Regions from separate parts of the Homo sapiens genome. Here region 1 is linked to region 2. The links are chromatin loops, found by intact Hi-C in ENCODE. Cell type or tissue: GM12878. All regions are shown on one strand. Links, peaks and the distances in the headings refer to the core of each region. The heading gives the core; the rest is flanking DNA.

The links. Hi-C counts contacts between places; a loop is a spot of excess contacts. Peaks named below come from ENCODE experiments on the same cell type or tissue, not always from the same donor. Only the 100,000 strongest peaks of a DNase experiment are listed, where the experiment ranks them.
Region 1: a loop joins it to region 2, with 2.5 times the contacts of the local background. A loop is called at or near these places in 3 of 110 quality-filtered maps.

Annotation. Positions count from the first base shown.
Region 1 is chrX:113,259,932-113,271,530 of GRCh38, reverse strand. All of the region lies in intron 3 of LOC101928437 (a long non-coding RNA gene), which reads right to left. Among named protein-coding and RNA genes, the nearest start is that of XACT, 350 kb to the left of the region's middle. In GM12878, for the core only: no CTCF peak of the experiment used is centred there; no DNase peak of the experiment used is centred there.
Region 2 is chrX:113,735,960-113,747,558 of GRCh38, reverse strand. No RefSeq gene overlaps it. Among named protein-coding and RNA genes, the nearest start is that of XACT, 120 kb to the right of the region's middle. In GM12878, for the core only: no CTCF peak of the experiment used is centred there; DNase peaks (open chromatin) are centred at 4,259 and 6,542.

The sequences.
Region 1 (11,599 bases), core at 3,611-8,610, 480 kb after region 2:
AATATTTTGAGGAAGGGCAGGCTCGCTCTGTTTCAGGACCAGCAAAAAGATCACTCTCTGGGGACTAAATGAATATGGAAGGGATTGATAAAGATGAAGACACATCTAACAGTGACCTGTAAACCAGGAGACAGTGATTAGATTTTATACTGTAATGAAAACCATTAGAAGACTTTAAGCAAAGAAATGTAATAATTTAATTCACACTAAAAAGTGAAAACTAGTTTACATTTTGTGTGAGGAACAGGCTGTAAGAGGACAACAGTGAAAGCAAATAAAGCAGTAAGAAGAAAATACAGATGAGAGGTTATTGAGGCCTAGAAGTAGGATAGATAGTTGTGGAATTGGTAAGACATAGTTGTATTTGAAAAGCATTTTCAAAATAGAGCTGATAAGAGTTGCTCATGGATTAGATATAAGGAATAAGCTAGAAAGAGAAATCAAGATTTTTTTAATAGAGTAAGAATATTAAATTGAGTAAATAAATTAACTTGAGAAAATTTAATTCCAATCAGTTTCATGGGGAAGATTGAGAAAGAGATGGCAATTTTGCAGGAGGTGGGAAAGGGAATGAGGAGGTGGAATTATATTTGGACATGTTAAGTTTCAGATGCTTATTCAACATTCTAATGAAGACGCCAAGCAGGCAGTTGCATATAGGAGTTTGGAGTTCAGACTTTTTCAACACCCTTAAAAGTATGTTCACCTATTCTTCTCATGTACCTTCAAGCCAATGGACCAGATAAAAGGTTGCAAGAAATTGTTAGCTTAACACCCTTTTCGTTACCCCCGTACCATTAGAGAAATAGGGTGCCTCATATAGCACTATGAAAAGCTTTTACAAAACTGTAGTTCATGTCTCCACCCAGATAATGCCCATAAAGTAAAAGCATGGCTTTCGACACCAATAATTTCCTATACCCGTATAGGCCAGTCCAGAGCCAGTAATTTTTTTAAAAAAGCCTAGTATATCTATCTATTGCCAACAGGTAGCCCCTTAATGTAACAGACTTTTAGATGTATATGTAACAGATATAGATGGCTTTCACCCTTTAGTATGCTATTGTGAAGAGAAAGCTAGTTTAGACATCAGAAGTGAATCTGAATCCTGTGTTCCTTCAATATATCTGACATTGGGTAGCTACTTTGGGTCTTATTTGACTAATCTATAAAACAGAGACATTAATCGTACCTATCTTATAGGATTACTATTAGTATTGAATCACATAATCCATGGAAACCCTTAACACGATGCTCAAATAAATGTTTATTCTTTTTTATTCTTGGCATTATTATTTGGTCAAACCAGATAAAATTACAAATATTTGAATTTTTAAAGTAACGAAACAGCAATTATATTTAGTATAACAACAACAAAAGTGTAAGTCTAGTTCATTTAGCAATACCAGAAACAAATTAGTGGTTCTATTCTACTACTCAAACCACATAAAGATCAGACCTCTCCCCAAACTAGGGTTATGCTTTGGGGGTACTGGTAATAAAATAAGATACTATCCCTTTTACAGTTAAATCTATAATTCAGCCAAGAGGAATGAAACTCATTAATTTCCAAGTCACCAAAAGCCCTTTTCTGGGGAGAGTGGGCTAAAATGTTGATTGAGAACAGGAGAGAAAAAGGAAAACAGCATACTGGAAGCCCAGAAATCCAACATTAGATAGGGTCAGTGCCTCCCAGTAATATAAATACCAGGTCAACTATCCAGTCACTTTCTTCTCTCCTTCTGAGAGACCTGACCACTTCCTTTCAAGGATCAGTATATGGTGACTCCAAACTGAGGCATCTGAACAACAAACAAATAAAACTTTAGAACGGCTTTAGATTTACAGAACAATTGTAAATATATTATAGATAATTCCTGTGTATCCCACACCTAGTTTCCCTTATTAGCATCTTACATTAGTATGGTACATTTGTTACAATTAAGGAAACAATGCTGACAAATTATTATTAACTAAAGTCCATATTTTATTTGGATTTTCTTGGTTTCTATCCCATGTCCTTTTTCTGTTTCAGAATCCCATCCATGCTAAGGTATTACATTTAGTCATCATAACTCTGTGGGCTCCTCTGGTTGTAATGGTTTCTCAAATTTTGCTTGTTTTGATGACCTAGACAGTTTTGAGAATTGCCAGTTGGATATTTTGTAGAATCCTCCTTAATTGGAAGACATATGATAATTTTTAAATAATTAGTCTGGAATTATGGGAATGGGAAGAAGAACACAGAGGTAAAGTGCCTTTTTTTATCACATCATATCAAGGGTACATGATATAAACATCACTATCACTGTTGATGTTGACCTGGCCAAGGTAGCAATTGTCAGGTTTCTTTACTGTACAGCTATTCTTTTTCCCTCTTTCCATACTGTACTCTTTGGAAAGAAATGAGTATTTTCATGTCCCACTTAAGGAGCATAGAGTTATGCTCCTCCTCAGTGAGGAAGTAGTATCAACATAAATTATTTCTAATTTTTCTGCACAAAAATTTGATTCTTCTTCTTCACTTATTTATCCAGTCATATCCTTATGGTAACATGGACTCACGAATATTTATTTTTTACTTTGGGTTATAATACATTGCTAATTTATTTATTTTATTACTCAAATTATTCCAGCTTTTGCCATTTAGCGCACTTTCAATTCCTGTGTCCCTTTGACATACCATCCACTATTGTGGGGTTTGTTTCATTTTTTGAGCACTTCCTTACTTTCTGGTATGACAAGATGCTTGAGGCTCACTTTCCTTTTTCCATGCTTCAGTCCTATGTATTTATCTAACTGATGTGAAAAGTTAGGTCGACACAAAATCTGCCTGCAAATGTTTATAGCACTGTAATTGCTAATTAACAAAAATTGAAAGCAGCCAAGATGTCCTTCAGTAGATCAAAGGATAAACACATTGTGGTATGTTGATAGAATGAACTATTATTCAGCAATAAAAGAAATAAAATATTAAGTCATGAAATGGCACGACTAAATCTTAAATGCATATTACTAAGTGAAAGAAGTCAGTCTGAAAAGGCTATATACTTTATGATCACAATGGCATGACATTCTAAAACAAGAAAAACTATAGTGATGGTAAAAAAAAAAAAGTCAGGGGTTGCCAGTGGTTCAGGAAGAGAAAGGACGAATGAAATAGATGAAGCACTGGTTTTGTTTTGATGATGATGAAGCTATTCTGTACGGAAATGTAATGGTGAATACATGACAGTATGCATTTATCAAAGCCCATAGGCTTATATAAAACAAGGAGTAAAACATAAGGTATCTAAATTTTAAAACATTATCTAGGAGAAAAGGAATTCTGGCATGGAATGAAGAATGTGACAAATCAATCTAACTGTATTATAAGTGCGTGAAACAATCTCACTAAAGGGAGTAAAGGACAAAGGTGTTGACCTAAAATCTTTGGAAGAAAATAGAGACTATAAGATTAAAAGCAAAAGAAAGTGTTCATAAGCAATAAGCTTTAGTTGATAGAGATTTTTCCCTCATGGAGGCATAGGTTAACTATATCAATACTACTATACACATGTACTAGAATTGAAAAATTAAGTAAATGGATGGCCGGTGGTTGGAATCATGTTTCTCACTGTTAGGGTGGGAGTTTACAATAAACAAGGGTAGGAGGCTTTATAGTAGGAGATATCAACACGAACATGTGTTTAGCTTAATATAGGTACAGATAGTTACAAATAGAAATACTTGTAAATATGTGTATACACAGGGATTAACATATACACTTGCATTTCTTATCAGCTGAGATGACCTAGAAGCAATAGCACCCCAGTAGCAATAATTACACCTATTGCCCACATATATGTTTCTAGTACTATACTTAAAAACAAACAGGAGTCCTTGAAGAAACGGCCGATGTTAGGCATTTTTAAACCTTACATACACAGAATCAGATTAATCACAATCCTTGCTTCATGTCTAATGAATTTTTGGCTCCTTGGCCCATAGATAATCCTCTTTTTACTAATTTTGACTGTGTTCCATAGGAATAGTGTGTCCTTTGGCAAAGAACAACCTCTCCTAATTTCAGTTTTTTAATCAGTAAAAAAGGAACACTAAAAACACTTAACTTATAAGTTTTTGTACAAATTAAATACCATGTTGCATGTACAATATTTGGAAAAAGAACTTGGCATATAGTAAGCATGCAGAAATTTTAAGTCTTTCTTAAGTTTTCCAAGTTGGACATAAAGGGAAATTTGGAAGCATATAGATATCTGAGTGAAGTTAATCAATTTTTAGAGGGCAAATGTTTTCAGTGTCTTTGATCCTTCTGAACACTATGACACCCACATTAGCCTGGAGTGAGCGGCAGAACTAGGCTTTGAATGGTTGCAGTAATGAGGTGGACAATAAATTTGGCCTTGGGAAGCCTGACTAAAGAGAATTTAACTTCACTATGTTTTTCTTTTTCTCTTCAGCTACGTTGGAAGCTACTGAGGAAGCATAAAGAGATATGTGTTGTAGGAGATACACAGTAGTGAAAGGGCTATAAGAGACATGTGGAGAAAAAAGCTTGATGGTAGGAGGTAATGAGAAGAGTAGAGTAAATAGCAGAGAGGGAACAGCTTAGTTACCTGTTCTAATTTAAAAGATATAGGTAAGTCTGACATGGCCTAACAGAGGAGTTTTAGTAATCAGAGGAAACCAGTTGATAATGGTTTGAAATGTTTACTTTTCATGGGATGGCTTTGGCAAAATGAAGAAACACATTTAATCTGAACTAAAGATTGTATAATAACCCTTTCTCAGAGATACTTTTTTGAAAAAAATTCCATGGTGGTCTCAATAGAATACTGTAATCATGATATATAAAGCACTTTTAATTTCAGTGTAGAATTTAAAAGACAAAGCATACAGTGTTTCTCCAATGTTTTCTTCTAGTATGTTCACATCTCAGGTCTTAGATTTTAAGTCTTTGGTTCATTTTGATTTGATTTTTGTATATGGTGAGAGATAGGGGTCTAGTTTCATTCTTCTGCATATGGATATCCACTTTTCCCTACATCATTTACTGAAGAGACTGTCTCTTCCACTGTGTATGTTCTTGATGCCTTTGTGAAAAATCAGTTCATCGTAGATATATCAATTTATTTCTGGGTACTCTATACTGTTCCATTGGTCTAGCATCTATTTTTCTGCCAGCATCATGCAATTTTGCTTATAACTTTGTAGTATTATTTGAAGTCAGGTAATGTGATTCCTCCAGATGTGTTCTTTTTGCTCAGGATAGCTTTGGTTCCATGTAAATTTTAGTAATTTTTTTATATTTCTGTGAAGAATATCACTGATATTTTGACAGGGATTGGACTGGATCTGTATATTGCTTTGGGTAGTATGAACATGTTAACAATATTGATTTTTCCACTGGTCTAACCAAATGTTTCTGGAGTAGGACAACAAAAGCACAGGCAACCAAAGCAAAAATGAGCAAATGGGATCACATCGAGATAAAAACCTGCACAGCAAAGGAAACAATCAACAAAATGAAGAGACAACTCATAGGACGGGAGAAAATGTTGGTGAACTACTTATCTGACAAAAAATTAATAACTAGAATTTATAAGGAGCTCAAACAACTCAATAGCTAAAAAACCACACAAAATCCAGTTAAGAAATGAAGACCTAAATAGACATTTCTCAAAAGAAGAAATACAAATGACAAACAGATATATAAAAGAAAATGCTCAACATCACTAATCATCAAGATCTGCAAGTAAAAACCACTATGAGACATCATCTCATCCCAGTTTGCGTGGCTATTATCAGAAAGACAAAAATAACAAAAACAAATGCTGGAAAGGGTGTAGAGAAAAGAAAACACTTGTACAATGTTAGTGGGAATGCATATTAGTACAACCTCTGTGGAAAACAGTATGGAGATTTATCAGAGTACTAAAAATAGAACTACCATAGCGATCTTACTGCTGCTTGGTTTTAACATCTACTACTGTACCCAAAAGAAAGGAAATCAGTATAACGAAGATACATCTGTGCTCCCTGTTTATTGCAGCACTATATACAATAACCAAGATTTCGAATCCATCTAAGTGTCCATCAACAGATTCATGGGTAAAAAAAAATGTGGTACATATACACATGGAATATTATTCACAATGGAATATAATTCAGAAAGTATTCATATTAAAAATAATGAGATCTTGTCATTTGCAACAATGTGAATCAAACTGGACAACATTATGTAAAGTGAAATAAGCCAGGGTCAGAAAGACAAATACCACACGTTCTCACTTACATGAAGGATCTAAAAAAATTGAATTCATAAAAATAGGAGCATAGAATGATGATTATCAGAGGCTGGAAAAGGTAGTGGATGGGGGGATAAAGTAGGGATGGTTAATGGGTACAAAAATACAGTTTGATAGAATAAATAGGATCTAATATTTGGTAGTACAATAAGGTAACCATAATTACCAATAATTTATTGTATATTTTAAAATAACTAAAAAAGTGAAATTGGAATGCTCCTAACATTAAGAAATATAAAATGCTTGAGATGATGGATACTTCAGTTACCCTGATTTGATCATTATACATTGTATACCTTTATCAAAACAACACACGTACACTAGAAATATGTATAACTTTTATGTAGCCATAATCATTAAAATAAAAATAATTTTAAAGACAAAACATGAAAAATAATTATAACTATAAAACTATGTTAATGGATATGCAATATATAAAGATGTAATCAGTGACGTCAATAACATAAAGTGGGAATGGAGAGATATTTAAAAAGTAGAGTTTTGTATGTTATTAAAGTTATCAGCTTTGAATAGATTGTTGTAACTATGAGATCTATATGTAAGCCCCATGGTAACCACACACAAAAAAATATACACAGAAGAAAATGAGAAAAGAATCAAAGCATGTCAAAACAAAAATATCACCAAAACACAAAGGAAGGCAGCAAGAGAAAAAAAAAAAAGAGTGACAAACTTGTTACAAGACAGAGACAAAACAGTTAACCAAGTGGCAATAGTAACTCCTGCTCTATCAGTGATTACTGTAAATATAAATGAATAAGTTATCAATCAAAAGAAGTGGAGTGGCTGAATTAAAGAAAAATACGAACAAGATGTAACTATATGCTGTCCGCAACAGAATCACCTTAGATGTAAAGACAGACATAAGGTGAAAGTGAAAGGATGGGAAAATATATTCCATAAAAATGATAACCAAAAGAAAGCAAGGGTGACCACATTTATATCAGACAAAATAGACTTGAAGTCAAAAATTATCACAAGAGATAAAGGACATTATATAATGATAAAGTGCCTACTCACCAGGAAAATATAACAAATATATATACATATACATATATATATGCATCTAAAACAAGACCACCCAAGTACTTGAAGAAAACATTGGCAGAATTGAAGGAAGAAATGAACAGTGAAACAGTAATAGGAGACTTTAATACATCACTTTCAAAAATGGATAGAAAAGTGGATAGAAGATCAATAAGGAAACATAGGACTCGAACAACTCTATAGACCAATGGTACCTAGCAGACATATACAGAACTCTCTTTCCAGCAGGAGCAGAATATACATTCTTCTCAAGTGCACACAGAACATTCTCTAGGGAAGATCACACATTAGGTTACAAATGAAGTCTTAACAAATTGTAAAAGATCGAAATCCTACCAAGTATCTTTTCTGACCACAAGAGAATTAAACTAGAAATCAACAGCCATTGAAAAACTGGAAACTCACAAATATGTGGAAATTAAACAACATACTATTGTATAACCAATGGGTCAAAGAAGAAATTACAAGAGAAATTAGAAAATATCTTGAGACACACAAAACCAAAAACATAACATACTAAAACTTACGGGATATGGGGAAGAGGCAGAAAAACATGTTTTAATAGAAACCACCAGTGATCTTCCTCCCCGTAGGAACACCAAATTGAACAACTATCTGCACAAGAAAGTGCCTTTAAAAGAACCAAAAATCAAGTGAGTAATTACAATACTTGGTTTTAACATCACATCAAGGAAAGAGACACTAAACAAGGGAGGAAAGATAGTCTGAATTGCCTGTACCACCCCTTCCCCATCCCCCAGCAGCTGCCAGGTGGTGCAGAGAGAAAATCTGTGTGCTTGAGGGAAGAAAAGCACAGTGATTGTGGAACTCTGCATTGCAACTCTGTGTTGTCCTGTCATAGCAGAAAGCAACACTGGGCAGAATTCAACCGGCACCTACGGCGGAACATTTCAACTTGCCCTAGCCAGAGGGGAATTGTCCATTACAGCAGGCAGAACCTGAGGTCTGGCTAGTCCCACCACCACAGGCTAAAGTGCTTTGGGGTCCAAAAATAACTCAAAAGGTAGTCTAGGACGCAAGGAGTGCAGTTCCTAGGGAGGTCCTGGTGCTGTGCTGGACTTGTAGCCAGCAGACTTGGTGTGTATGTGACATAGTGAGGTACCAGTGGGAGTGGCCACGGGAGTGCTTGCATCACCCGTCCCCCAAACCCAGGCAGCCCAGCTCACAGCTCCAGGACAGACTCCTTCTTTATGCTTGAGGAGGGGAGAAACAAGAGTAAAGAGGACTTTGTTGGCCGGGCACCGCGGCTCACGCCTGTAATCCCAGCACTTTGGGAGGCTGAGGCGGGTGAATCACTTGAGGTCAAGAGTTCAAGACCAGCGTGGCCAACATGGTGAAAACTTGTCTCTACTAAAAATACAAAAGTTAGCTGGGCATGGTGGTGCACACCTGTAGTCCCAGCTACTCAGGAGGCAGAGGCAGGAGAATCACTTGAACCCGAGAGGTGGAGGTTGCAGTGAGCTGAGATCAAGCCACTGCACTCCAGTCTGGGCGGCAGAGTGAGAATCCATCTCAACAACAACAAAAACAACAAAGAGGAATTTGTCTTGCAACTTGGATATGAACTCAGTCACAGTAAAACAGAGCACCATGCAGAGTCCTGATGCCCTAGCCCTCAGACAACATTTCTAGACACGGGAATCCACTGCCTTGAAGGAAAGGACCCAGTCCTGGCAGAATTCAACAAGTGCTGACTAAAGAATGTTTGGACACTGAGTAAACATCAAGAAAACTGTCAAGATGACCGACTAGAAGCAGCTAGTGTATGCCACTCTTACAGAGAGGAGAAAAATTGGTGAATAAATACTACATCTTCAACTGAAACATCATGCAGGGATTCATCAAGGAAAAAACGTGGCCCATGGAGAACAGAGAGGAGCAACACAGGACAACCACCCACCCGGGAGTCACATGAAGCCAGGAGAGGCTTCCTCACCACAGGGAAACTGAGTGAGTGAGAGACCTTGGGGATCCACACTTTTTCTATGGATCTTTGCAATCTTGGGCTCAGGAGATCCCCTTGTGGGACTTTCAGACTGATGTGGAGAGCTACATGTAGTCTGAGAAGAGCCACCACTCAAGCACACACAGAGCCCCAGGAGCCTTGGATCCCTGGGCATCCTAGCATTAGTGGCTGCAGCTCTGGCAAAGAGAGTGGTTATGCTCCCTCACATGTCCCCAGGAAAGGAACCAAATCCAGGAGGCTGAGCATGGTACAGAACCCCAGCACAGTGCAGCCATCCCACAGAAAAGCTGCCAGACTGTTTTTTAAATCGGTCCCCATTTACATTTTTTCCTCACTGAGTGACGCCTCCTGACTCCAGCACAACTACCCTGCCCCAACCTGAACACTTCAGTCAGAGGCAGCACTGCATTTATCTGAGGAAATCCCAGAGTCAACCCACAACCCCTTCTCCATTGCAACTACAGTGGTACTGCCCTAACTGCCCACAGAATAGGGAAGGAGCAAAGGACCTACCCGCTATGCTGGCACCTCCAGGACATGGCAGCCACTATATGGAAAAGAGTCCAGTCTCTCTTCCCTGGGAGTTCCCAACCCCCACTCTTCACCAGGGAGGGCCCCTAGCTCAGGACTGCAGATCAGCCACCCCACCAATGGCTGAGCATATCCACTGGTAGTGTCTCTGAATTTCCCTGGGGAGGGGCTCCCAGAGGGAACCAACAGCCCTTCTGCCACTGCCACAGCAGTGGTTCTACCCCTGCTGCCCTGGTCTGGGGAAGAAACAAAGATCTTGAGGGCTTCACCTAGGCTTATAGCACACCACAGCCACCATACAGAAGTGAACCAGTCTCTCTTCACTGTGAATCTTTGAAACCCCACTCCCCAACTAGGGGAGTCCCCAGCTCAGGCCACCAGTACAGCTGTCCCGCCCACTGGCTGAACATTCCCAGTAGGAGTGGCTCCATGTTTCTCAAAGGTGGAGCTCCCAGAGGCAACCAAAAGCCCCTCTGCCACTGCCACTGCAATGGTACTACCCTTGCTGATCTCAGACTGGAGAATGAGCAAAAACCATGAGTGCTCTACCCACACCTCCAACAAGCTGTAGTCATCCTAAGGAGAGCAGGCCAGTCCATCTCCCCAGTGTCCCACTCACCCTGCACCCCATTTGTCACCAGGCAGGGCCCCTCTGTCTTGGGCCCAGAGCACAGCTGCCCCATCCTGGGCTGATCACGCTGATTAATAGTAGCTCTGTATATCTCTAGGGTGGAACCCCAAGAAACAACTGAAAGACTCTCTGCCACAACCACTGCTAAGGTCTCGTCCTCTACTGCCTCCAAACTGGGAAGAAACATAAAGCCTGAGATTGCCCGGGAGTGCCAAGCCAAGATCTGCAACCAGCACTGGAGTGAAAGAGGAGCCAACATTTTCAGAGCACTCAGAGGTAGCATAGCTGCAATTGTGAGGAAATACAGAGGAGCCACATGACTGAGCAAGAGACCACCTACTGGACATTACCCGTAAGTGCCACCTACTGGATCATCAAAACTTCAACACCAAAAATATTTTTGCTAATATGTCCCACTGAAAAACCAAGGACAAGAATTCAACTACATATAAAGACCCTGCACAAAGCCTTGGTCCTGTGAAAACATCCAGAAAATAAGTCTACTGTCTACACTCAATTTACACTGCAGTTAAAGAAACAGAAATCAACAGATAAGAAAGAACCAGTGCAAGAATGCTGGCAACAAAAAAGGCCAGAGTATCTTCTTTCACTGAAATGAATGCAGCAGTTGCCCAGCAAGGGTTCTTAACCAGGCTAAAATAAGTGAAATGATAAACATAAAATACAGAATATGAATAGGAATGATGATCATAGAGATTCAGGAGAACATCAAATCCAATCCAAGGAATCTAAGAACCACAATAAAATAATACCAGAGCTGATAGATGAAATCTCCAAAATAAAACAGAACTAAACTGATCTGATAGAGCTGAAAAACACACTATAAGAATTTCATAAAGCAACCACAAGTATTAATAGCAGACTAGACCAAACTGAGAAAAGAATATCAGAGCTCAAAGGCTGGTTCTCTGAAATAAAAGTCAGACAAAAACCAAGAAAAAAGAACAAACAAAACTTAAGTACGTAGACCATTGACACTATAAAGCAACCACAGAAACAAGTCTGCATAATTACCAGCTAAGAACATAATGACAAGATCAAATCCACGCA
Region 2 (11,599 bases), core at 3,860-8,859:
CAAATGTTTTCTTTCCTGTAGCTATTTTGTAGTTTGAATTGCCTTCATCTATAATTAGCTTTCTCATATCCTGTTTCTCTAATCAGGTTCTTTATGGGTCCTGAAACACAGCTGGTATCCCCTGAGGGCTGATAGAGGCAGTGAGAGAATTAAAAAGTTACAAAGGGAATAATGGGATAAATACAACTTTCTGACTGTATTAAGTACTATTGGATTTATAAATCATGGATCACTATTTCTCTCATAAGAACAAGTATAGGAAGGTAGTGTACAGGTGTTTCCTTGAATGTTCTTATGTAAGAATTTCTTGTGGAATTTTAGTGATGTCCTTATTACACAACTTTATTATAACCTAATGAATTCTTTTGACATTTTTTCCCTTTTATTCCACCATTATTTTGAGCTCTTCTTACAGGTCACGGCTTTTCTACTAGTACTGGCTTTGTAATGGAAACATGGAGTTCACTGGGTGGCTCAGTAGTGGAGTTTGAAATAGAATAAAAAGAAAATTAGTTTAGATTTAGCAATGTGTGAACCTGGTATGTAAATCTTGAGTATCTGGACACTCACCTGTGTTAACTTATTTTGGTAAGGAAAGCCTAGGTCGGCTGCTGATACCAAATCTGAGTTCAGATAAATAGAACATAGACATTAATAAATAAAAAGAAATAGAAAAATAAACAAGCTCAGTGTTACATAGAAGTAAAATATGCTGTGATTTAAAGGATACTAGGAATGTGTCCCTGACTCCAAATGTCTTTTTGTACCATTTTAGTTGCTCCAATAATATTTATTAGCAATGATTAGGTTTTATCATTACTTGTCCAGTAATTCTCTTTAGCTAAAAATTTCCTTTGAACAGCACATCAGTGATTTTTTGGAATGGATGAGTTTATCAGACTATTTATTATCACAGATGTAGCTGAGGGAACATGAGGATACTGAATGGCTAGAGACAAAAAGGATGTTTTTAGCAGGAGAAAAGGAGTGTCTATGGTACAATACCTATTTTGCACGTTCGCTTGACACACACTCTTTAACCTTCAACTTTCTTCCCAAAGCTTATACTGTAGTACTTGTTCAGAGCTTTATGAGTATTTCTAAGATGATTATAGGCCAAATAAGAGACAATGTGGAAGTCTGGAAATTCTGCATACCTTGAACAGTTATGAATTTGTTCATTTTTATTCTAGATTTACATGAAGAATTCATAGGAGTGTGTAACTTGGTGATGCCTTCAGTGAAGTTGCTGATTGTCGTATTTGCCTCTTATGTCCCAATGGTCAAAACAAATGTATAACATGCCTATTCTAAAGGATTCAACAGGTGTTTTATTGGTTCTGATAGCTGGAGTCCACCTGGTGCAGCAAACAAACCCCAAATTCCAATTTCTGTTTCCATATTTTTGACATTCATTTAATGCTTAACAAGACAAACTTTTACTCCTTTATATCCAAAAAACTGAGACATGATGGCTTAACACCATTATTTCACATTCCAGAGTATAAACCCCTTAGCTTTCCATTTGCTTTCATAATTAAATCAGAATAGCACATCACTTATATAAGGTAGTCTTTCAAATATCAATGACAGCTTTTTAAGACTGTAATGTCTTCAGAAGTGAACTTTTATAAGGAAACATCTGCCAATATTTTAGCCAAGTCTCAGCTATAATCTTGATCAATCAGATCTGTTGAAGTATGATAAGTACCTAAGTGTATCAGAGGGTAAGTGGACATTTCAGCAAAGTTTTGATTGGTCAATAATGTATTCAGGAACTTAAGAAGATTTTAAGATTCATTAAATCTTCAAAATGGTCCTTTCAAACAGACAGAGTATACTTTCTGAGATGGGCATGAATTAACAGATACACAGAATTAACCTTTTATGAAGAAAATTTCTCTAGGTATATATATTGAATAATTTATTTTTGGTAGTAATTATGCAACTAATGAATTATTCTTTGCAATCACAAATGCTAAAACTAGTAAGAAGCAAATGAATAACTTATAGGCCATTGAACCTAGTCTTCAAGGCTCAAAGAGGATCTACCCATAAAAAAGACAATGGGAGCTTTAGTGCTACATGTTCCAGAAATTTAGGAAGTATGAGGTTCTGTGGATGCAACAATCATCTCAATGTAAATGTTTTAACACCTTGATCTCATCTTACCGTGTGAAATGATGAAGTTACTACAGAAAAAGAAAGATACTTACAACCTCTACTTGGACTAATTCAAACCAGTGTGAACACTTTAGAGGATGCTTCTATTTGTCCCAAATAGGGAGAGATTGGAATTTAGAAATCTTATTAAGGGTTTCACTAAATTCACAAAGTGGAGAGGGATAAAGTTTAATGTATTAATTAGGGCTAGATCAAGAAATCAGAGCCACTCTATATATGGAAAGTATGAAAGTTTTAGTTGGGGGAATTGAAAGTTATTCAACATTTGAAAGGAAAAAACAGGCGGAGCAAAGGTCAAGGAAGCCACAGCCAGTGAATTCAGCCTTCAGCATTGAAGCAGGTGGTTCTCCTAAGGTCATCCCAAAGCCACAGCAAATCCCAGGAACATTTAGAAGATTCCCTAACTATTTCAATCTGCAGCAGTGAAGTGAGCGGGTCTCAAGAATGTCCCTTGAAGCTGCTGTGAATGCCAGAAATGTTTGGAGGACTCTAACCAACTATAACTATACAAGTATGATATACAAAACAGGGATGTCGGTGATTCTTAAGAAGTTCCTTCAAACGTCATGTCTGCCCACTTGTCTGACTGCAGTTGTTTCCAGAGAGTAATGACCCCTCCTTCTCTTCTGTTTCCCATATTCTGTATGTCTTTCATTGGCAAATTTTAACATGAGGAAGGATACTCTGGGAAATGTGGTTCTCAGCTGCTTCACTGTATTGCATAGGAGACTATGAGGGTGGTTGACACAGAGTTAATACTAGACAATATAGTGTACCTATTAAGATGTAGGTAATGACAGAATTTCTTTTTCTACTAGAAAGTCTCTATTCTTTATCTATTGAAAGGAATGGCAAAAACTACAATGACTTTTGCACCAACCTAGTATGAGCATAAGGGGCAACAGTGATATTAGTCAAAGAGTCCCAGAATAAGGTAGTAAAGCTTTTGGGAGCTGATACATCACCATGATGAAACAACATGGCCATCAGAGGAGCAACATTTAATTAAGTGGGGGATGGGTTGTTGTGATACTTGTTACCAGAAAGATTCATTTTGGTGCTGGTGACATCCTTGTATACTATCCTGACAAGGCATGTTTATGTGAGTACACATAGCAGGTGGAGGCAACATCAAATAACAGAAAAGATTTCAGGTGAAAAGGAGAAATAAAAAAGGCAGTAAATCTTAAGTTTTAAAAGAAATGTTGTATATCTGAAGGAGATTTCTATATCCTCTATCTCTCAACCAACAAATTGGAACCAGAACAGAAAATTAGCAGCTTGAAAAAGACTTCCCCTGCTCAAGGGTTTGAGTTTCTAAGATTAGAGTGGAGCACACTTGTTCTATTTTTCTCCTCATTCATTAACTAGAAGCAACCTGTTGACTCGTAGAGAAGGGCAGGTTTTCACAACGTTTGGCATCATTCTTTATGGAGTGGGTCTCTTCCACTTTCAATGCACAGAGAAGAACAATGTTGTTGACAGGTAAATGGCTTAAGAAAATGTGTGTAATTGTAATAGTTGTTGATGCTGAAAAGAAATGTTTTAATTCTTATATGCTCCAGTTGGCAATCCCAGGGCATATCCCCAAACTTTCATAACAGTGTTATTTGGAAATTTTATTGTTACAATATAACATTTAGAAGTATTAACCAATATGTTTTCCAATTTTCTTGAATGTCCTTTTACCTCGAAGCTCTCTCCATTTCAAACTAGACCTTGACATTCACTGCCTCAGGACATAAAGGTTATGGAAGAAATGCAGAGAAAAAATCAATTTAAAGTCTATTTTGGAACTAGTGGTAAAGAAACAATTTAGAGAGAAAACTTTCAGAAGCCTAGGCATTGAGAGTCAGAACCCAAAGTCATAAAAAATTGATTTGGAAGAATGCATAATGATGTATAAGCAAATTTTCCCACACCAGAGGAAATAAGAGATCCTCTGAACTGGAGGAAAACAGAGAATATTTAAGAAGCAAGAGAGGAAGCTCTGGTTAGTACTTCTCAGAAGTGATTCTGAGAATTCCTCTTCACAAGCTGTGTCCCTGAGTTGGGGTGGGGGAAATAGAAACTGAAAATAGATTTGGGGATCTGAAAGAGAGAAGCACCCATGCTTTATACTTCAGGTGAAGTCCACGGTGGTCATAGACCTTGAAAGGTCTCTGGTGCCACCATAGTTCAGCAGCAGTACCATGGAAATGGTGGTGTGGTGGGTCTATGATAGAGGGCCTGATACAGTTCCAGTAGTTTTCTGAGGCCCAAGAGAGGGAGGGGAGGGTATCTAAATATTTTCTATCTGTTATTAGTGGAGAACGTGGTAGCTAAGAAAAGAGTGACAGACCAAAAGATAACAGAATTAAGCGGATACAGTGTGTCTCACACGGACCTTTGGCGGGATATTATATGGATTTCGGCAGATGCTAACAGGAATATTGGCCAAGGACGAAGAAATAGACACCCCTTCCCAACAATGCCGTGGTATTAGACCCTTGGAGCTTTCATATGCTGGGAAAAATGCAGGGTATGAGGAAGAAACACAACTTAACTGAGAAAAGCTTATATTCATTGAGTTAAGCTTGAATCACCTAAGATGAAGTGTTCAACAACAGAAAATGGAGCCTCGAGATATAAATTAGATTTTGTTTTAGGGAAAAAATCATTTTGCATAGTAGTTTGTGTTTCATGGAATTCACAGTAACTACACATTTTACTCTGTGAACAGAGGACATGTATGACACATACAGGATGGGAACGCATCAAGATGATTTAATCTAAAACTGTTAAGTATCGTGGAACTAACAAAAACATCAATGTGATGCAAGTAAACAGTGAAAGAAATGAGCTACATTTTCTATTTTAAAGGATGGCAGACGTAGCACATTAATGAATACCTACTGGGTTCTATTTTAAAAGCCCAGTGTCTCAGAAATTAGGCTAAAATGCAATCTGAGTTACGCCTTTTCTTGGCATGGACGTGCTCTTCAAAATGTGGCAGAAAGTGATTTAGCACTTTTAAGAGAACTTACATATGTTGAAGATGGTAAACCGAAATTGAACCTTTGAGAATATTTCCCTGATATACTATATGCCATTCATATTTAATAGGAATGTATATAATATTTAAATATTCAATCTGTCTTTGTCATTATAACTTGTCCAACAACTCACATTTCCCACCATTTTGGCCAAGTGTCTCCAAAGCCTCTCATACAGGCTCATTCAGGGACTGGGAAATTGCCCTGTTCTTTAGGAGCTGCAGATGTCGAACTGTCAACTTTGATTCAGGCCAGAGCTCTATGGGCATGGGTCTTGGAAAGTCTGAGAATCATTTCTATTAAAAAGCAGTAGAACTTCCATGTGGCACAATTTCAGGACTGGTTGAGCAACGTTAAGGCTATTGCACAGTTTCTGGATTTGGCAAACTTTTCCCAACAGAGGGTGCTGTAAACCTGAAAGAGGTACCAAATATTTGTGAGCTTTTAGAAGCCAGGTTGTCTCTTGACTGGAAAGGTCTTTTCTGTCCAGCACAGAAATCACTGTGAATCTTGTTTAAGCAGTTGGAGGTTGGTGGTTGACTCTGAAGCAGCTATATAACACAACCAATGCTACAGCAGCAGCAGAGAGAAGTGGCCATGCTCTGAGCATGAAGTACCTATAGGAAAACAGAGGACTGTTTCCTTTCTGACCAATTCCTTTTTTCAGAGGGAGATAAAAAGTAGGAACAGGGGATAGAGCATTTTTGGGGTCAGAATTTCAGTAAAATTTAAATTAGGTGGCATCAAGAACCAAATACATCTGTTACTATAATTCAAACCCTAATTTTTTTTTTCAGTAATGAATATGACCTGGGAAATCAATTTATACTTTTAAAAATATCCATTTCATAATGTGAAAACAACCTGTGTAAAACAGATATGTTGGAGGAGGTGCAGGTAGGTAGGATAATTTGCTCAGCAAGTCCCTTCATTTGCTTATAGTTAAAATCAAAAGTAAGGCTGGGCGCGGTCGCTCACGCCTGTAATCCCAGCACTTTGGGAGGCCGAGGCGGGCGGATCACCTGAGGTCGGGAGTTCAAGACCAGCCTGACCAACATAGAGAAACCCTGTCTCTACTAAAAAAATACAAAATTAGCCAGGCTTAGTGGCACGTGCCTGTAATCCCAGCTACTCGGGAGGCTGAGGCAGGAGAATCACTTGAACTGGGGAGGCGGAGGTTGTGGTGAGCCAAGATTGTGCCATTGCACCCCAGCCTAGGCAACAAGAGTGAAACTCTGTCTCAAAACGAAACAAAAGTAAGATCCAAATAAAGCAACTAGTATCATTTCCTTATACAATCATGTATTGAGCACTGACAATGCATCTGTACCATGCTAGGCACCAGGAATATACAAATTCTTTTTCTTTCTCTGCCTCCTCTAAAAAGAAAACCAGATCTCAATATTATTGACTCTTGTTATTGTGGCCACTACCTGAAGTTTAATCTGTAGTTAAGATAAAAAGATATAAACAAACATGTACACATTTTTAAAATAATTATTTTAATTTATGTTTTTAAGAAGGGATAGACACTCGGAAAATTTTGCAACCAGACTTTTTTTTTTTTTTTTTTTTTTTTTTTTTTGAGACGGAGTCTCGCTCTGTCGCCCAGGCCAGACTGCGGACTGCAGTGGCGCAATCTCGGCTCACTGCAAGCTCCGCTTCCCGGGTTCACGCCATTCTCCTGCCTCAGCCTCCCGAGTAGCTGGGACTACAGGCGCCTGCCACCGCGCCCGGCTAATTTTTTGTATTTTTAGTAGAGACGGGGTTTCACCTTGTTAGCCAGGATGGTCTCGATCTCCTGACCTCATGATCCACCCGCCTCGGCCTCCCAAAGTGCTGGGATTACAGGCGTGAGCCACCGCGCCCGGCCGCAACCAGACATTTTTTAGGTGCTTAGAAAATTCTGTCTCAAACATTAATAGACACTATCAGAGAAGATTTAGTGAATTTTGGTTAAAGATTCACAAATGGTGAAACTGGGTCTCAGTTTTTCAAGTTTATATATCCTCCTACCTTGTTTACTGGTAATGAGCAAAATCAAAGGCAGGTAACTGAGTTTGTGTGTATTGGGGGGAATTTATCCCATTACTGGCTTGGCTAGCAACAATTATTTATCTTGGAAATCAGTAAAATTCTTTGCAATGTATTTACCTCATGAAGAAAGTATTATGGAAAAGATATTTTTTCAACATAAATTAATAGTATGGCAGAAGTTAAAAGACCATCTTTTTCAGACCTACTTTTAAATCCCAATGTTAAGAAAAGAGACTAGGGATGTGAATCCAATCTCTTCCCTCTACTACAAAACCCCACTGTTGTAATTCCCCTTGAATAAAATATTTCTTGCTTTCTCTGAAAGAAAAGGAAAAAAGGCTCATTTTTAATGGCACATCTCAAATGATGGGATAATTCTGGAGATAATTCCCAACCTGTAAAACAAATATGTGTTAATATCCTTAGGTATTTGAGTGAATGGAAATCCAGACACTGGTGGTTGGATTGGCACGTTAATCTCCTGTCACTCTGATCTATTCCAATTCCTGAGAAACCTAAACTCAAGAATAACAAAAACCACTCAGTCCTACCCTTATAATTCTTTTTTTAACTTCTAGAGAAATGGCAGAGGCCATAAAACAAGAATGATGGAAGAGTTTACCACAGTTTTTCCTTGTCACTTATTTTGAAAGTCAGCTGCAATTTGTAATTTTCTCAGGTTGGCAAATGTGTCCAAATGGGGAATGCTCTGTAATCTGTCAAAACCTCACAGATGTCATCAGCAAAAGGAGCATATACACTTAATGTGTTTGTTAAATCTTTTATTCTGCATGTGGAGCTATACCTTGAGTAAAGACTCACCAAACAGATATCATTCCTTCAAAAAAGTCATCAAGACCTTTGTAAATAAACTCACATAGTAACAGAAGTGCATAATCTAGAGAGTGGTTGTGCTGATGCAAAACATTGGAATCTGTTTTTTAGTTCCTATCTCAGATTGTTTCACAGGCTGTGTAAACTACATAAATAGGAAGAAGTGAGAAAATGAAGCTCCAAGATACTTCTCACACCTTGAAAAATCACACCTTTTTGATTCAGTAGAACTCTAGTGGTGGCCAGAACTGAAGTAATGGCAATGGGAAGGAGAAACAAAGGCAGATTAGGGAGCCTTTGGAGATGGACTGCATTTAGTTCTCTTTGCTTGTCCCTCCCCTCTTCTTTACCTGTGAATGTTGGGTGTCACAGTTCTTAGTTCTTGCATCTCTTCTCTACCTGTACTCTTTCTCTAAGTGCTCTGAGTCAGTCTTATAACCACAAATGTTATCTATACCCTAAATTTCTGAAATCTCTCTCTATATATACCTAATGTATCCCTGAAATTTCTTGATTGATATTCCTTCTGCATACTTGACATCTATGCTTGGATGCCTCATGGGCATCTGAAATGTAACTTTACCTCATACCTCTATTCACTTTTTCTGTTTCAGTCTTTCATATCTCCGTAAATGGCAGTACAAGCAACCTAGATTTACAAACCAGAACGCTTGGAGTCATCCTTAATATTTTTCTTTCGTTACTCTATGTGGACAATCATTCAGTGAGTACTGCTGTTTATAATTTCTAAATATAAATATCAAACACATCTATTTCTCTTCATCTCTACTATCATCAACATAGTTTTGGCTACCAGCATGTCTCTCAGAGGCCATTTCTAGGGTCTTTTAAATGGTCTTTGTACTTCTGTTGCCTCCTCCACATCATTGCCACATGTAGAAGTCAAAGAGGTCTTTTAAAAATATAAAATTGTATCATGTTTCTCTATTGATTAAAACACTCATGACTTTTCTTCACTCTTAGGATAAAATCCAAATTAATTCCCATGGCCTACAAGGCCTTGAGTGGTTCATCGCCTAACTGCTACTTCAACTCAGTGTGGGCCATTCTGCCCTTGCTCACCACTCTACAGTCACACAGGCTTCCTTTCGGTTCATGGCACATGACAGGCCCCTCCCCACTCCAGGGCTTTCATACGTGCTTGTTCTTCCATCTAGAATAGATTTCCTTCTCTTGCCTGCACGAGTGGCTCATTATCATTCTTCAGGACTACCTTAAGTGTTAGCTCTTCAGAGACACCATCCCTAATATCGTACCCACCATGGGGCCCTCATTATACTTCACCATCTGTTATGTATTCATCTTCTTCACCAAACATAATAATTTTATTTATATCATTACTTGATTCTTTAATTATTTCTTTTCTGTCATTCCTACCAGAATGTGAACTCCATAAATTTAGGCATGGTATTTGTTTTATTCCCCAATATATATTTATAACCTAATAAGTTCTCAATGACTATTAATACAAAAATGAATGACTATTGACACAACCAGAACCAAAATATAATCCAGCATTCTTTCTACCTTGTTATTTGTATATCTGTGCTCTAAGAAAATCTGACTAACGTTAACTCTAGTTTTTAATCTCTGCAGAGTTGTAGTGTCTAATTTAATTGTAAATATGTGCCTGGGGCTGTTCAAAATATATCTAATGTGAACATGTCAGATAAATCCATTTTCCAACAATAAAAATAACAACTATTCCTTAAGTGCTTTATACCATTCACTGAACTATACTTTAAGTGCATAATTTCATGTAGTGCCTGAGAAATAGGTAATATTGTCCCATTTAACAGCTAAAGAAACTGAAGATTGGAGAGAGGTCAAGCATTTCACCTTATCCAATCAATTTGAAACCAATCTCACTTATTTCAAAGTCCATGCACCTGGTAATAATTGCATTATGACTGGCTCTAATTCTCTCAAGACAAACCTTGTGCAATTCCTTCAGGAAGAAATGCACGAAGGAGAAATCTGAGGGGGAAGCAGTAAAATGATGGCTTAGTAGTTCCAATCCTTTTATTATGGTCTTAATATAACTTTTAAAGGGTTAGGATGAAGGGTGAAATATGTGTTTTGCTTAGAGAGACTGATTAAAAAGGGAATAGAATATTTGAAGAACATTATCTGCGGTAAGGCCACAGAATTTGAAGTCAGATTTTCATTTCAACACACTAAATTTCTAATAATTGATTTCATCAGAATTTCATAGGGCATCCAGCAATGTATTCTAAGTAATGATTTCTCTGAGTCCTTCCTCATTACTTAAAGTGCATTTGATACTCATGGATATTGGGGTGATCATGTTTTATAAAAGCAAGGGATTGATATTTCAGATATCTTGGATTATAGTTTCATTTCTCTCATTCTGACTTTTTTGTTTTTCATTTTTAGTGGTATGGTTTAAAGAGCAGAAGTTTTCAATTTCAATAAACTCCAATTATTATTTTATGAATTGTATTTTCAGCATCACATCTAAAAATTCTTTGAATAACCCAAAGTCATAAAGATTTTATCCCCTTTTTTCTAAAAATTATAAGTTTTAGCTCTTAAATTTAGGTCTATAATCCATATGGAGGTATTTTTTGCATATTATCTGAGGCAAAGGTCTTAAGTTCATTTTTTTTTTGCATATGGATATCCAGTTGTCTCCAGTACTGTTTTTTGAAATAATTATTATTTCTCCATTGGATTGTCTTGGCAAAATCAACTTATCAAAAATGTAAGTGTTTGTTTCTGGCCCCTTAATTCTGTTTCATTGATCTATATGTGTACTATTATACCAGTTTTATATAATCTATATACAGCCTATGCTTTTCTAAGCACATTATACCTGCTTCCATTAAAATATAATCCCTTTTACTTGATTAATTTGCAATCTTGATTAAAATACAAGTCTAAGTTCAAGATATATTATGTAATTGATATAATAAAATGCCAAATAAGAGTAGATAATACAGGGTTGTGGGCAAGATGGCCGAATAGGAACAGCTGTGGTTTGCAGCTCCCAGCAAGATCAACGCAGAAGGTGGGTGATTTCTGCATTTCCATCTGAGGTACCAGCTCATCTCACTGGGACTGGTTACACAGTGGGTGCAGCCCACGAAGGGTGAGCCGAAGCAGGGTGGGTCATCGCCTCACCCGGAAAACTCAAGGCATCGGGGAACTCCCTCCCCTAGCCAAGGGAAGCCTTGAAGGACTGTGCCGTGAGGAACAGTGCATTCCAGCCCAGATGCTATGCTTTTCTCACTGTCTTCACAACCCACAGAACAGGAGATTCCCTTGGGTGCCTATGCTACCAGAGCCCTGGGTTTCAAGCACAAAACTGGGTGGCTGTTTGGGCAGACACTGAGCTAGCTGCAGGAGGTTTTTTTTGGTTTTTGGTTTTTGGTTTTTCGTACCCCAGTGTTGCCTGGAAGGCCAGCGAGAGAGAACCATTCACTCCCCTGGAAAGGGGGTTGAAGCCAGGGAGCCAAGTGGTCTGA